2 separate regions of the Homo sapiens genome follow, and region 2 is linked to region 1. Evidence: chromatin loops called from intact Hi-C (ENCODE). Cell type or tissue: heart right ventricle. All regions are shown on one strand. Links, peaks and the distances in the headings refer to the core of each region. The heading gives the core; the rest is flanking DNA.

What was found. Peaks named below come from ENCODE experiments on the same cell type or tissue, not always from the same donor. Only the 100,000 strongest peaks of a DNase experiment are listed, where the experiment ranks them.
Region 2: a loop joins it to region 1, with 5 times the contacts of the local background. A loop is called at or near these places in 10 of 110 quality-filtered maps.

What each region holds. Positions count from the first base shown.
Region 1 is chr2:113,599,891-113,607,766 of GRCh38, reverse strand. LOC124907874 reads right to left here and starts at 6,947. Exons shown (of 3, transcript XM_047446749.1): 1 at 6,487-6,947. The coding sequence starts at 6,496. It also overlaps the pseudogene DDX11L2. RefSeq lists a silencer at 3,817-4,026. In heart right ventricle, for the core only: CTCF peaks have their summits at 3,520 (motif pointing right) and 5,608 (motif pointing left); DNase peaks (open chromatin) are centred at 3,546, 3,966 and 4,046; H3K4me3 peaks cover 1,144 bases; H3K27ac peaks cover 1,500 bases.
Region 2 is chr2:113,696,364-113,704,480 of GRCh38, reverse strand. It overlaps LINC02936 (long intergenic non-protein coding RNA 2936), which reads left to right and starts at 307. Exons shown (of 3, transcript NR_186169.1): 1 at 307-784. It also overlaps a transcript of SLC35F5 not described here. RefSeq lists an enhancer at 3,962-4,021. In heart right ventricle, for the core only: a CTCF peak has its summit at 4,138 (motif pointing right); a DNase peak (open chromatin) is centred at 4,129; H3K4me3 peaks cover 587 bases.

The DNA.
Region 1 (7,876 bases), core at 939-5,938:
CTCCAGCCAGAAGCCAGAAACAGACGCTTCAAGGAGGAGGTAAAGGAAATAGCAATTTATGCTGAGTGGAATGGCCAAATAGATTTATTTAATAAGCTCTAGGAGGAGTCATGAATATTTATGGAAGGAGAAATGCATGCACGCACAATTGAGTTTCTTGCTTCTTCATGGGTCCCATGTACAAAAAATGGCAGTGTTAGCATGATCCCAGGGTGGAGTTTTCAGCCCTCTGACATTAAAAGGTGAAGCAGAGGACATGAAAACTCGCTCTGTGCATCCTCTGTACGCTGGCCAGAACCTCTCCATCGTGGGTGGTCTCTTATCAGGCAAGAAAGGAGAGGTTGATATCAGTGGTGGAGGCTTTGAAAGGGCTGGTTTCTGTTAAATCCTTAGGGAAGAAAGCCTCATCATGGTTAGCAAAGGAGGGGGTATAACGATGTGTATCTTAACCCCATCATCCCATCCTAGCAAAGCTGAGAACTCAGTTTTGAAAGTTACTCTGGGGTCCCCTCAGCCAAGAGTGGGTCTGTTCAGTCAGTTGGGAGCTTAGAATTTCATTTTCATTTATCAATGCTAATGCGAAAGAGTACGCTGTCTTCATGGCAGCTGAATTTGCAAGAAACTCCTTGGATGGGGTTAATGGCAGCTGTATTTTTCTGGGAGCTCTGCTTTAATTGGATAAAGTAAGTTCTGGTAAGATTTCTTCATCTTCAGTATCTCAAATGTTTTCATTTAAATAATCTTTATAACAACTTTTGATGTCTGAGTGGATTCCCACACAGTCATCTATTGTAAGACTTTCTGATTCCTTTTTTTTCCTTTGGTCATTATGAATAGGGCTTCTGTAAATAACTGCATGGTAGCTTTTGATGGGAAATAACATCAAAGTAGTTGTCAAAATACTTAGGAATGTTATTTTTGGATTGTAAGGTGAGACTTGTTTAGCTTTGGAAAAAAATGCACAACTTGTAATAGGGGAGGAAAAATAATTTTCTGTTTTTGGAATTCTTAGATGGAACGCTCTGTAAAAACTGACAGATTAAAATGAGAAAAACAGAAAAGTTTAAAAACATGTATATCTTATGGTTACATGGGAGATACTCAGGGAAAAATGAGTAAATCTCCAACAGGTGGCTTTCAATTCAAGCATAAATACTATCTTCAACTTAAAGAAAGAAGATTTGAGGTGCAGTAGTGGGGAGCTAACCAGCAAAAGCACATTAGACAAGGGTAAGGTGCGTTATACAGACTTAAGTCCACGCATTCTCCATTGATAAGACTCTTCAGTGATTTAGTTATCCTTCTCTTCTTGGCGTCGAGAGAGGTAGCTTTTAAATGGTGATTTCCTTTATAGATGTAAATTTTCCTTACACAAGTAACTTCTCTATTTTCACAACTTCCTTTGTTAGCATTTTTTTTCAAAATAATTAGCTTGGAATAATTCTTAAGCCAAAGGGACATATTTTGGGGTTGCATATTCTGGTTTCCTACCATTATATTTCGGGGTGGCATAGTTTGGTCTTATACACTGTGTTCCACTGGCAATGAAAAGAGTTCTTGGTTTTCCTCCAGCAATTTGTCATTTGTTAAAGAGCTTAGCAGTTCTAAGAGATATAGACCAGCTGTGCTATCTTTTTGTGGTTTTCAGTTCTCTAGTATGTTGAGCATCTTTTTGTAAGTGTACTTGCCATCTGTAGATCTTCTTTGGTGAAGTGTCTGTTCAGATCTGTGTGCATTTTTAATTGGGTTGTTTAACTTATTGTTTAGTTTTAACAATTTTTTATATATTTTGAATACAAATTCTCAGATCTGTATTTTGCAAATATTTTCTTCAACATGTGGCTTGTCTTTTTGTTCTCTTAACAAGGTCTCTTCCAGAGTATAAACTGTAAATATTAAGAAATCCACATTGTCATTTCTTCTGTGTATATCAACCTTCTGTGTCATTTGTTAAAATTCATTACGAAACGCAAAGGCACATAGCTTTTCCTCTATAGTTTCTTCTAGAAATTGTATAGTTTTGCATTTTTAGTGTAAGGATGATTTTGAGTGATTATTTGTGTAAGTTGTAAAGTTTTCATCTACATGCATATCATTTCTTATGGTTTCCAATTAATCATTCCCTCACTATTTTTGGGAAAGACACAGGATAGTGGGCTCTGTTAGAGTAGATAGCTAGCTAGACATGAACAGGAGGGGGAGCTCCTGGAAAAGGGAAAGTCTGTGAAGGCTCACCTGGAGGGACCACCAAAAATGCACATATTAGTAGCATCTCTAGTGCTGGAGTGGATGGGCACTTGTCAATTGTGGTTAGGAGGGAGAAGAGGTACCTACGCAGAAACACCCTAGAACTTCTCTTAAGATGCCCCAATCGGATGGGCGCGGTGGCTCACGCCTGTAATCCCAGCACTGTGGGAGGCCGAGGCGGGTGGATCATGAGGTCAGGAGATCGAGACCATCCTGGCTAACAAGGTGAAACCCCGTCTCTACTAAAAATACAAAAAATTAGCTGGCGCGGTGGCGGGCGCCTGTAGTCCCAGCTACTCGGGAGGCTGAGGCAGGAGAATGGCGTGAACCCGGGAAGCGGAGCTTGCAGTGAGCCGAGATTGCGCCACTGCAGTCCGCAGTCTGGCCTGGGTGACAGAGTGAGACTCCGTCTCAAAAAAAAAAAAAAAAAAGAAGCCCCAATCATCATTCATTCTGCAATAAAAATGTCAGAATATTGCTAGCTACATGCTGATAAGAAGGACAAAGGGGACATTCTTAAGAGAAACCTGGCACCATAAGTACAGATTAAGGCAGAGAAAGACATTCAAAAGAGGCAGCTGCAGTAGATACAAACGTGACCGCTGTCAGCCTGCCTGGTATGGTGGGAAGGAGGCTGGTGCCAGAGTGGATTCGGATTGATCACCACACATGTACCTCAATCAAGTGAGGAGGTCCCACAAGGCTAAGTGGGGCAAGTCGGGGACCTAAGGCAGTAGCAGGAAAACCAAAGAAAACAGGCGGAGACTTGAGACAGAGGTAGGAATGTGAAGAAGTCCAAAATAAAAATCCCTGCACAGGACTCTTAGGCTGTTTTCATGCAGTATCAGCCTACTCCTCCCTATTTTTGTACAATAAGCTCTTTACACTGTATTTCTTTTCAATGAAGTTATCTTCCATCTTTGTACTGCCTCTTGGTGAAAAGCTGTCTTCCAAGTTAATAACTGGGACATCAGCTCTCCGCAGTAATAGCTCCTTTTCAGTTTTAATTTACAGAACTGATGGGGATTAATAACTGGCGCTCTGACTTTAAGTGGTGCAGGAGGTGGCCAATATGGGACGCCAGCCGTCACACCGGGAGCAAGAGGGCCCTGCGTAGTCCCCATGTGCCTGCATGTGGCGTGCAGCCACGACAATGCGAGCAAGAGGGCCCGGCAGTGTGCCCAGCTGCCAGCAGGCGGGTGTGCTGCCACTACAATGTGAGGAAGAGGGCCCTGCAATGTTCCTAGCTGCCAGCAGGCGGCATGCCACCACTATACTGCGAGCAAGAGAGCCCTGCCGTGCCCCGGCGCCAGCAGGGGGCGCTGGACAGCACTGTAAGCAAGAGGGCCCTGTAGTTGTCCTAGTCGCCAGTAGGGGGCGCAATGGCAGAGCACCGTGGGCAAGCTGGTCCTGTAGTGCCCGGCTGCAAGCAGCGGGCGCCCGAAACGGGCTTTTCAGATTACTCAGGTTCCACTCGTCTCTGCGCCGCCGGGTACGTGTGTCTCTGCGCCTGCACCGCGCCACCCCCGCGCTCCCCGCCCGGCGGCGCGCGAATGTACGACTGCAACACTCCCCGCCACCCTCAGCCCAGCGACGTGCGTCTCTGCGCCGGCGCCGCGCCTCACTCCCGCCCGCCCAGCGACCCCTCCCCTCCGGGGAGGCGCCGGCGTACGTCTATGCCCTGCGCCGCGTCTCCCCAAGAGCGCCGCGCCTCTCCGCGCCTGCGCCTCGGCGCGCCTGCGCCTCTCCGCGCCTGCGCCTCGGCGCGCCTGCGCCTCTCCGCGCCTCCGCCGGCGCGCCGCCTTTGCGAGGGCGGAGTTGCGTTCTCTTTAGCACACAGCCGGAGAGCATCGCGAGGGCGGAGCTGCGTTCTCCTCTGCACAGACTTCGGGGCTATTGCGAAGGCGGAGCAGAGTTCTTCTCAGGTCAGACCCGGGCGGGCGGGCTGAGGGCACTGCGACGGCGGAGCTGCGTTCTGTTCAGCACAGACCTGGGGGGCACCTTAAAGGCGGAGCAGCATTCTTCTCAGCACAGACGTTGGGTTAGGGTGAGGGTGAGGGTTAGGGTGAGGGTTAGGGCGAGGGTTAGGGTTAGGGCTAGGGCTAGGGCTAGGGGTTAGGGTAGGGGTTAGGGTTAGGGGTTAGGGTTGGGTTAGGGTTGGGTTTGGGGTTGGGGTAGGGTTAGGGTTAGGGGTTAGGGTTAGGGGTTAGGGTTAAGGGTTAGGGTAGGGTTAGGGTAAGGGTTGGGGCTGGGGTTGGGGTTAGGGGTAGGGTTAGGGTTAGGGGTTAGGGGTTGGGGTTAGGGTAGGGTAGTGTTAGGGTTAGGGTTTAGGGTTAGGGTTTAGGGTTAGGGTTTAGGGTTATGGTTAGGGTTAAGGGTTAAGGGTCAGGGTCAAGGTCAGGGTCACGGTTTTAGGGTGTTAGGGTTAGGGTAGGGTTAGGGTTAGGGTTGGGTTAGGGTTAGGGTAGGGTTAGGGTTTGGGTTAGGGTTAGGGTAAGGGTTAAGGGTTAAGGGTGGGGGTTGGGGTTAGGGGTAGGGGTAGGGGTAGGGTTGGGGTTGGGGTTGGGGTTAGGGGTTAGGGTTAGGTTTAGCTAACCCTAACCCCAACCCCAACCCCAACCCCAACCCCAACCCCAACCCTAACCCCTAACCCTAACCCCAACCCCAACCCTTAACCCTTACCCTAACCCTAAAATCCTAACCCTAAAACCCTAACCCTGACCCTGACCCTGACCCTACCCCTACCCCTACCCCTACCCCTAACCCCAACCCCAACCCCAACCCCACCCCTACCCCAACCCCAACCCCAAACCCAACCCAAACCCTAACCCTCACCCTCACCCTGCAATGCAGCCCCTCGCCTTGCTTTGGGAGAATCTCGCTGCCCAGGATTCAGAGGGGCTTTTTCTTTCCCGTTTTCCGCACTGAACCGCTCTAACTGGTCTCTAACCTTGATTATTCACGGCTGCAACCGGGAAAGATTTTATTCACCGTTGATGCGCCCCGAGTTGTCACAAAGCCAGGCAGTGGCCCCAACCTCTGTGCTTAGGGGAATGCTGCTCCACCTTTACGGTGACCCCCAGGTCTGTGCTGAGCAGAACGCAGCTCCGCCCTCGCGGTATCCTCAGCCCGCCCGCCCGCCCGGGTCTGACCTGAGGAGAACTCTGCTCCGCCTTCGCAGTACCACTGAAATCTGTGCAGAGGACAACGCAGGTCCGCCCTCGCGGTGCTCTCCGGGTCTGTGCTGAGGAGAACGCAACTCCGCCGTCGCAAAGGCACCCCGCGCCGCGCCGGCGCAGAGAGGCGCGCCGCGCCGGCGCCGGCGCAGAGAGGCGCAGGGCTCTCTTGCTTACAGTGGTCGCCAGCGCCCCCTGCTGGCGCCGGGGCACTGCAGGGCCCTCTTGCTTACTGTATAGTGGTGGCACGCCGCCTGCTGGCAGCTAGGGACATTGCAGGGTCCTCTTGCTCAAGGTGTAGTGGCAGCACGCCCGCCTGCTGGCAGCTGGGGACACTGCCGGGCCCTCTTGCTCCAACAGTAGTGGCGGATTATAGGGAAACACCCGGAGCATATGCTGTTTGGTCTCAGTAGACTCCTAAATATGGGATTCCTGGGTTTAAAAGTATAAAATAAATATGTTTAATTTGTTAACTGATTACCATCAGAATTGTACTGTTCTGTATCCCACCGGCAATGTCTAGGAATGCCTGTTTCTCCACAAAGTGTTTACTTTTGGATTTTTGCCAGTCTAACAGGTGAAGCCCTGGAGATTCTTATTAGTGATTTGGGCTGGGGCCTGGCCATGTGTATTTTTTTAAATTTCCACTGATGATTTTGCTGCATGGCCGGTGTTGAGAATGACTGCGCAAATTGCCGGATTTCCTTTGCTGTTCCTGCATGTAGTTTAAACGAGATTGCCAGCACCGGGTATCATTCACCATTTTTCTTTTTGTTAACTTGCCGTCAGCCTTTTCTTTGACCTCTTCTTTCTGTTCATGTGTATTTGCTGTCTCTTAGCCCAGACTTCCCGTGTCCTTTCCACCGGTCCTTTGAGAGGTCACAGGGTCTTGATGCTGTGGTCTTGATCTGCAGGTGTCTGACTTCCAGCAACTGCTGGCCTGTGCCAGGGTGCAAGCTGAGCACTGGAGTGGAGTTTTCCTGTGGAGAGGAGCCATGCCTAGAGTGGGATGGGCCATTGTTCATCTTCTGGCCCCTGTTGTCTGCATGTAACTTAATACCACAACCAGGCATAGGGGAAAGATTGGAGGAAAGATGAGTGAGAGCATCAACTTCTCTGACAACCTAGGCCAGTAAGTAGTGCTTGTGCTCATCTCCTTGGCTGTGATAGGTGGCCGGCCCTCGCTCCAGCAGCTGGACCCCTACCTGCCGTCTGCTGCCATCGGAGCCCAAAGCCGGGCTGTGACTGCTCAGACCAGCCGGCTGGAGGGAGGGGCTCAGCAGGTCTGGCTTTGGCCCTGGGAGAGCAGGTGGAAGATCAGGCAGGCCATCGCTGCCGCAGAACCCAGTGGATTGGCCTAGGTGGGATCTCTGAGCTCAACAAGCCCTCTCTGGGTGGTAGGTGCAGAGAGGGGAGGGGCAGAGCTGCAGGCACAGCCAAGAGGGCTGAAGAAATGGTAGAACGGAGCAGCTGGTGATGTGTGGGCCCACCGGCCCCAGGCTCCTGTCTCCCCCCAGGTGTGTGGTGATGCCAGGCATGCCCTTCCCTAGCATCAGGTCTCCAGAGCTGCAGAAGACGACGGCCGACTTGGATCACACTCTTGTGAGTGTCCCCAGTGTTGCAGAGGTGAGAGGAGAGTAGACAGTGAGTGGGAGTGGCGTCGCCCCTAGGGCTCTACTGGACCAGCGTCTCCTGTCTCCTGGAGAGGCTTCGATGCCCCTCCACACCCTCTTGATCTTCCCTGTGATGTCATCTGGAGCCCTGCTGCTTGCGGTGGCCTTATAAAGCCTCCTGGTCTGGCTCCAAGGCCTGGCAGAGTCTTTCCCAGGGAAAGCTACAAGCAGCAAACAGTCCGCATGGGTCATCCCCTTCACTCCCAGCTCAGAGCCCAGGCCAGGGGCCCCCAAGAAAGGCTCTGGTGGAGAACCTCTGCATGAAGGCTGTCAACCAGTCCATAGGCAAGCCTGGCTGCCTCCAGCTGGGTGGACAGACAGGGGCTGGAGAAGGGGAGAAGAGGAAAGGGGGTTGCCTGCCCTGTCTCCTACCTGAGGCTGAGGAGGGAGAAGGGGATGCACTGTTGGGGAGGCAGCTGTAACTCAAAGCCTTAGCCTCTGTTCCCACGAAGGCAGGGCCATCAGGCACCAAAGGGATTCTGCCAGCATAGTGCTCCTGGACCAGTGATACACCCGGCACCCTGTCCTGGACAAGCTGTTGGCCTGGATCTGAGCCCTCGTGGAGGTCAAAGCCACCTTTGGTTCTGCCATTGCTGCTGTGTGGAAGTTCACTCCTGCCTTTTCCTTTCCCTAGAGCCTCCACCACCCCGAGATCACATTTCTCACTGCCTTTTGTCTGCCCAGTTTCACTAGAAGTAGGCCTCATCCTGACAGGCAGCTGCACCACTGCCTGGCGCTGTGCCCTTCCTTTGCTCTGCCCGCTGGAGACGGTGTTTGTCA
Region 2 (8,117 bases), core at 1,253-6,252, 96 kb before region 1:
AGAGCGCCCCCTGCTCCGCGGTGCCCAGTCCCATCAACTACCCAAGGGCTGAGGAGTGCGGGCGCAGGGCGCGGGACTGGCGGGCAGCTCCACCTGTGGCCCCTGTGCGGGATCCGCTGGGTGAAGCCGGCTGGGCTCCTGACTCTGGTGGGGACTTGGAGAACCTTTGTGTCTAGCTCAGGGATTGTAAACGCACCAATCAGCGCCCTGTCAAAACAGACCACTCGCTCTCTGTAAAATGGACCAATCAGAGGATGTGGGTGGGGCCAGATAAGAGAATAAAAGCGGGCTGCCCGAGCCCCCAGTGGCGACTCGCTGGGGTTCCCTTACCGAGCTGTGGGAGCTTTGTTCTTTCGCTTTTTGCAATAAATCTTGCTGCTGCTCACTCTTTGGGTCCACACTGCCTTTATGAGCTGTAACACTCACGGTGAAGGTCCGCAGCTTCACTCCTGAGCCGGCGAGACCACGAACCCACCAGAAGGAAGAAACTCCGAACATCAGAAGGAACCAACTCCGGACATGCCGCCTTTAAGAACTGTAACACTCACCGCGAGGAGCCACGGCTTCATTCTGGAAGTCAGTGAGACCGAGAACCCACTGAGTCCGGACACATTAGGATGTTAGAGTCCCACCTTCAAAGCATTTTTCTCCTGGAGTGGACTTTGCACAAATGGTAGGCCAATTGTGGAGTCAGTGAAGAACCAGGCTAATCCAGCTTGTTTTATTGGCCCCAGTTTTTCTTCTCAGGGCCGTAAACCAGTTATTACCAGGAAACAAAAGCAAAGTAAGTATTAAGTTTTGAATTGGTATTGAGGAGAAACATCTAAAATCAAGTCTCGCCAATCTAATTAAATTAGATTCCCAAACCGGAAGAAGCTTTGCAATTACTGCCAAAATGTCTCAGAGGGCATTAGGTTAATTGAAGCTGGAGAGGAGTGAGAAAAGAGGCAGCTGCTAGTCACTGAGAATAAGGACTCTCTATTTGCTGTGAGGTTTGTAGGGGCAGCACTTTGCTGTTGGGGTTTGGTAAGGGGATTTGTTTTAAAATTGGAATTATATTTTGTTGGCTTTTAATCATAAGCAGGGAAATACATTTTTCCTACGCCTAAGAATTTACATAAGCTAATTTGTTCCATAATTAGAAAAATCCTTGCTTTTAGCATATGGACTGTAACAATAGGGGTTGTAACTCGTGAGTCGTGTGACACATTGTTTCCCTTTGGTGAAGTTTTACTTTAAGATCTGTTGAGTATATCCAGGGAGAGAGATGAAGGTCAAGACATGCTTATTTTTACAGAGAGAGAGAGAGAGAGAGAGAAAGAGATTCATTAAACTTTGAGTTATACTTTATTTTTATTTATTTATTTTTTTGAGATGGGGTCTTGCTCTGTCACCCAGGCTGGAGTACAGTGGCATGATCTTGGCTCATTGCAACCTCCACTACCAGGGCTCAAGTGATTCTCCCACCTCAGCCTCTCAAGTTGCTGGGACTACAGGTGCACACCAACAAGCCTGGCTAAGTTTTTTGATTTTTAGTAGCAATGAGGTCTTGCTATTTTGCCTAGGCTGGTCTCGAACTCCTGGCCTCAAGCAATCTGCCTGCCTTAGCTTCCCAAAGTGCTAGGATTACAGATGTGAGCCACCGTGCCTGGCCCATATTTTACTCAGTAGGAATCTTTGCTATTTGCTATGATTTTTAATTCTTCTTGTATCTTAATTTTGCTTCCCCAATGAGTATGTTAAATGTTCTTTAAAATCTTCCTGTAAAAAAGTAAACATATTAAACAGCAGTTCTCTAATTGAATGTGCTAATTTGATAAATATTTGAGTGGATACCTACTATTTGCAAAGCTTCAAGGAATACAGTGGTGAGTAAGATAGTCTTTTTTTTTTTTTGAGACAGAGTCTTGCTCTGTCTCCCAGGCTGGAGTGCAGTGGTGTGATCTCGGCTAACTGCAACCTCCACTTCCTGGGTTTCAAGTGATTCTCCTGCTTCAGCCTCCCAAGTAGCTTAGATTACAGAAGCACATTACCATTCTTGGTTAATTTTTGTATTTTTAGTAGACATAGTTTCACCATGTTGGCCAGGCTGGTCTCGAACTCCTGAGTTCAAGTGATCCCGCCTGTCTCGGCCTCCCAAAGTGCTGGGATTACAGGTGTGAGAGACTGCACTTGGCCAATAAGATAGTCTTTAATGTCAAGGAGTTTATGATTTTTTTCTTGGCGGAGGTGATAAGAAAATATGTAAAAACAATAAACATAGGTTACAGTAGTTGGCATCAAAGGAATGGGGAAGGGCTTTTTACCAAGCTTGTCTAGCTTGTGTACCGCAGGCTGCATGTGGGCCAACACAAATTCATAAACTCTCTTTAGACATTATGAGATTTTTTTTTTTTTTTTTTAGCTCACCAGTCATCATTAGTGTTAGTGTATCTTATGTGTGGCCCAGGAAGCCAAAAGATCAGACACCCCTGCACAGAGAAAGTAGCGCTTGAGATGAACTTGAAGGTTGAAATTAAACTTTGAGAGGTATTGTTGGCAGGCAGGAGATAGGAAGCAAATAACTGCATCGAGTTGGAGAAATTTGTTGGTCTTTGGGGAAAAGCAAGTAGTTCAGTCTGGCAGGAGTTGGAATAAGTGTTAGGGAATAATGGGAAATAGAGTTAGAAAAGCAAATTGTGAAATACTGTGTATCAGTCGGCTTAGGCAGTTAAACTGCAGTAACAAAGGACTCTCCAAATCACAGCAATACTACAAGCTTATTTCTCTCTTACATTACATTTCCCTTGTGGGTATCTGTAGCTCTGCTCCATGGCTCCTTTGTTCTGGGGTCAGGCTGCAGAAGCAGCTTCGATCTGGGTTATCATCAATTCTGGCCAAGGGAAAGAAAATATGGGAGAACTGTTCAATGGTTTTCGTAGTGTCCGCTTGACTGTGGCACATGTTACAGCTGTTCACGTTTCATTGGCCAAAGCAAGTCACTTGGCCATGCCTGCCATCCCTGGGAAAGGGGAAATATAATCCTCTTACAGGAAAGGACAAAAAATATATAAAACAATTTACCAAAAGCCTTGAAAGCCAATCTGAGTCTTTTGCATTTAAATCTTTAGATGGCTTGGAGCCATGGCAAGTTTCTAGACAAGATAATATGGCTTAGTAAAACAAACAAACAAAAACATCAGGGTGTTTGTTGTTGTTGTTGTTGTTGTTGTTTTTTGAGACAGAGTCTCGCTCTGTCGCCCAGGCTGGAGTGCAGTGGCGCGATCTCAGCTCACTGCAAGCTTCACCTCCCGGGTTCACGCCATTCTCCTGCCTCAGCCTCCTGAGTAGCTGGGACCACAGGCGCCCGCCACCACGCCCGGCTAATTTTTTGTATTTTTAGTAGAGACGGGGTTTCACCGTGTTAGCCAGGATGGTCTCGATCTCCTGACCTCATGGTCCACCCGCCTCGGTCTCCCAAAGTGCTGGGATTACAGGCGTGAGCCACTGTGCCCAGCCCAGGGTGGTTTTTATGTTGTGTGTGTGTTTGTGTGTATGTGTGTGCATGTACATAAAAATTATTCAGGGTATTTATTATAAATGCGGGTTCCAGGATTCCAGAAGGTCTGATTCAGGGAGCTCAGGTAGCAAGCAGCCAGGTGGAGAGAATGTAGATTGTCCACAGACCTCATTTTATAAAACCCTGGATCAAGGAATCAACGGAGAGTGCTCAGGCAAGTGCAGGTGAGATGGGGCAGTGAGTGAGGGAACGGCAGGTAGGTCATGAGTGCAGAGGCCCAGATGCAATGTGGGCATATGGTAAATGGCCAGTACGGAGGCAGATAGATAAGAGAGAACAGATGGAACTAGACTTACTCAAGGTGGGAGGCTATGGTGCAAACAGCCAGGAAACAGGGTAGTGCAAGGGGCAAATCTTGGGAGCTGAGATTAGGAATATCAGGGGATCCTGATCTTCCCTGAGGAGGAGGAGGCAAGCCTAGCTGATGCAAGAAAAAGCTGAGAACTTGAGGAGAGCAGAGGCGATAAACAGGAAGTCGCAGGAAACTCGGTGCTTGTAAGCAGCTATGGAAAACTTGACTAAAAGCGGCCCCATAAACTTGATTTTGTATTCGGCCAGAAGAGGGTACTACGGTAGCACATATGCTGATGTCTGGGCTCGGCCGCCCAAACCGAGTAATGCCAGCTCCTGTCCAATAGGGTTATTAACCCGACCCACAGCGCGATATTTTGGGCGATTCATTTATTACTTTTATAGCCGTGAATCTTTTTAGAAGGAACTTTAAGGTTTCTATTTATTAAGGAATCTGGGGTTATTTTGTTTTGAACTGTGAATTCCTGTAGTCAAAAAGAAATTAATTCCACGGAGTTTAAGGGAATTATTACCCATTTATTGGCATCACTTGAGGCATGGAGAGGAGATTAGGACAGAGAGGAGAAAAGACCTAGAAGACAGAAAAGTGCATTTGAGGCATGACTTCTGGGAGTGTAATTGCTGAGCCCAAAAGGTTGGAATCTTATGGTTTTTTGTTTGTTTGTTTGTTTGTTTGTTTGTTTTTGAGATAGAGTCTCACTCTGTCGCCCAGGCTGGAGTGCAGTGGCTTGATCTCGGCTCACTGCAACCTCCGCCTCCCGGGTTCAGGCGATTCTTCTGCCTCAGCCTCCTGAGTAGCTGAGATTACAGGCATGCGCCACCACACCCGACTAATTTTTGTATTTTTAGTAGAGACGGGGTTTCCCCATTTGGCCAGGCTGGTCTTGAACTGCTGACCTCAAGTGATCCACCCGCCTCAGCCTCCCAAAGTGCTGGGATTACAGGCATGAGCCACCGCGCCTGGCCTATTTCTATGACCAAATAATATTCCATTGTGTGGACAAACTATATTTTGTTGATCTATTCACTAGTTGTTGGGTGTTCGGGTTGTTTCCACCTTTTGGCTATTATGAATAGTGCTGCTGCGAATGTTCGTGTTCAAGTTTTTGTGTGGACACGTTTTTATTTCTCCTGGATATATACCTGGGAGTAGAATTGCTGGATCGAATGGTAACTCAGTATTTAATGTTTTGAGGAACTGCCCAGCTGTTCTACAGTGGCTGCACCATTTTTCCTTTCCACCAGCAATGTATGAGTGTCTCAGTTTCTCCACATCCTCAACAACATTAGTTATGCTCTGTTTTTTAGGGGCTTTCTTGTTTTCATACAGCCTTACTCGTAAGTCGAAGTGGTGTATCACTGTGATGTTTTGGTTTCGTTTTTATGGTCTATGCTTGACATAGTTACTCTTATGTGTCAACTTGACTGGGTGATGGGATACCCAGCTGGTTGGTTAAACCTTATTTCTGGTGTGTTTGTGAGGGTGTTCCCAGAAAAGATTAACATTTGAATGGTTGGACTGAGTAAAGAAGATGGTCAACATGGGTGGGCATTATCAATCTACCGAGGGCCTGAATAAAACAAGAAGGCAGAGGAAGGTTGAATTAACTCTGCTTGACTACTGAGGTGGGACATCAATCTTCTCCAGCCCTCACCACTCCTGGTTCTCAGGCCTTAAGACCTGGACTAGAATCTACACTATTGATTCTCCACCTCTTGGACTTTGGGACACCACAGGCTTTCCTGGGGGTCCAGTTCACAGGTGGTTCGCAGCGGGACTTAGCCTCCAGAATGATGTATCCAATCAATATCTTTTTAATTTAATTTAATTTAATTTTACTTAAATTCTGGGATATATGCATAGAACATGCAGGTTTGCTACGTAGGTATACATGTGCCATGGTGGTTTGCTGCACCTATCAACCTGTCAACTAGGTTTTAAGCCCCACATGCATTAGGTATTTCTCCTAATGCTCTCCCTCCCCTTTCCCCCCACCCCCAATAGGCCCTGGTGTGTGATGTTCCCCTCCCTGTGTCCATGTGTTCTTATTGTTCAACTCCCACTCATGAGTGAGACATGTGGTGTTTAGTTTTTTGTTCCTATGTTAGTTTGCTGAGAATGATGGTTTCCAGCTTTATCCATGACCCTCCAAAGACATGAACTCATTCTTTTTCATGGCTGCATAGTATTCCATGATATATATGTCTCACATTTTCTTTATCCAGTCTGTCATTGATGGGCATTTGGGTTGGTTCCGAATCTTTACTATTGTAAATAGTGCTGCAGTAAACACACGTGTGCATGTGTCTTTATAGTAAAATGATTTATAATATACCCAGTAATGGGATTGCTGGGTCAAATGTTATTTCTGGTTCTAGATGAGCCAATCAATAGCTTATAAACAAGCAAACAAACAAATTCTACTGGTTCTATTTCTCTGGAGAACCCTGACCAACACAACGCTTTAATGATTGTTTTCTTACTGTGGTAAAATAGGCAGCACATGAAAGTTATAATTTTAGCCTGTCGTTGTTGTTGTGAGACAGTCTCACTCTTGCCCAGGCTGGAGTGCAGCGGTGCAGTCACAGCTCACTGCAGCTCAACCTCCCAGGCCCCAGTGATCCTCCCACCTCAGCCTTCCGAATAGCTGGGACTACTGGCATGTACCACTACACCCAGCTAATTTTTTATTTTTTGTAGAGCTGGGTTCTCCCCATGTTGCCCAGGCTGGTCTTGAACTCCTGGGCTCAAGGAATCCTTTCACTTCGGCCTCCAAAAGAGCGGGGATTACAGGTGTGAACTACTGCACCTGGCCTATCTGAGGCATTTTTAATTGTACAGCTCAGCGGCCTTCATGACATTCATATTGTTCGCATCATGGTGGTTTTGGTTTGCATTTCCCTGATGATTAATGGTGTTGGGCATCTTTTTCCTGGACTTGCTGGCCATTTGTATATCCTCCTTGGAGAACTGTCTGTTCAAGATCTTTGCTCATGTTTGATTTGGGTTGTGTTTTTATTGTTGAGTTGTGACTATTCTTTATATATTATACTATTCTTTATATTATAAGGAATATATATATAAGATATTATACTATTCTTTATATATTATATGTTCTTTATATATTGAGACAATATATATATTGTCTCAATTGTAACAGCAGGATTTTAGTTTATGGAAGTGACTGAATGATGATGTGGAGAGGCCAATGTTACTGAAAGAAGTTTTCTTACAGTTCCTGAGAGGAGGGGACATGCCACAACACGCAGGGCCACAGAGAAAGCGTTAGGATGGTCAAGAGGCAAAAGATGAGTGAGAAGGCGTGGGCCACAGCCCTTACTGGAGTTTCTGCAGGAAAGGCAAGGCAGGGCCGGGCCATCAGTTTAGGACTGGCTACTTTGAATAACATGGGTGAGCCTGGGCTATAGGGGGTGGTCTCTAGTTGCCTGGAACCTGGCCTTGGGTTGATTTAGGATAAGGGAAATATTGGTTTGGTGTGTGAGAGTTATATAGAAGGTAGATGGAGGCACAGACTTGGATCAGCCTGTCTGCACACGAAAGGAGAATTCCAGGCAACTTGACGTATATTTGTACAATTGTTTGATAATGCATTTCCATGTTTTTGGAAACAGTGAATCAAACGTGGACGGGAACAAGTCTCCCTCACTTGCCTCCTGCACCCAGCCTTGCCTCAGTGTGGGAATGCCCCATCCTTGGAGGGGAATGCCCCTTCTTGAAGGAGAGAGGTAAACACTTGTCTGCTGGCCTTGCAGTTACTAGATACCAAATAGACATAAAGAATTTAAGGCCAGGCGCAGTGGCTCACGCCTGTAATCCCAGCACTTTGGGAGGCCAAGGCGGGCAGATCACTTGAGATCAAATCACTTGAGGTCAGGAGTTTGAGACCAGCCTGGTCAAAATGGTGAAACCCCATCTCTACTAAACATACAGAAATTAGCCAGGTGTGGTGGCGTGTGCCTGTAATCCCAGCTAATTGGGGGGCTGAGGTGGGAGAATGGCTTGAACATGGGAGGCAGAGGTTTCAGTGAGCTGAGATCGTGCCACTGCACTCCCGCCTGGGCAACAGAGCGAGACTCCATCTCAAAAAAAAAAATCTGGGAAATCACAGGACAATATTAGACAGACCCTGAACAGACATATACAGTTGGCAAACATATTCTCTCATTCTGTGGGTTGTCATTTCACTTTTTTGATAGAGTTCTTCAATGCACAAAAGTTTAAAAT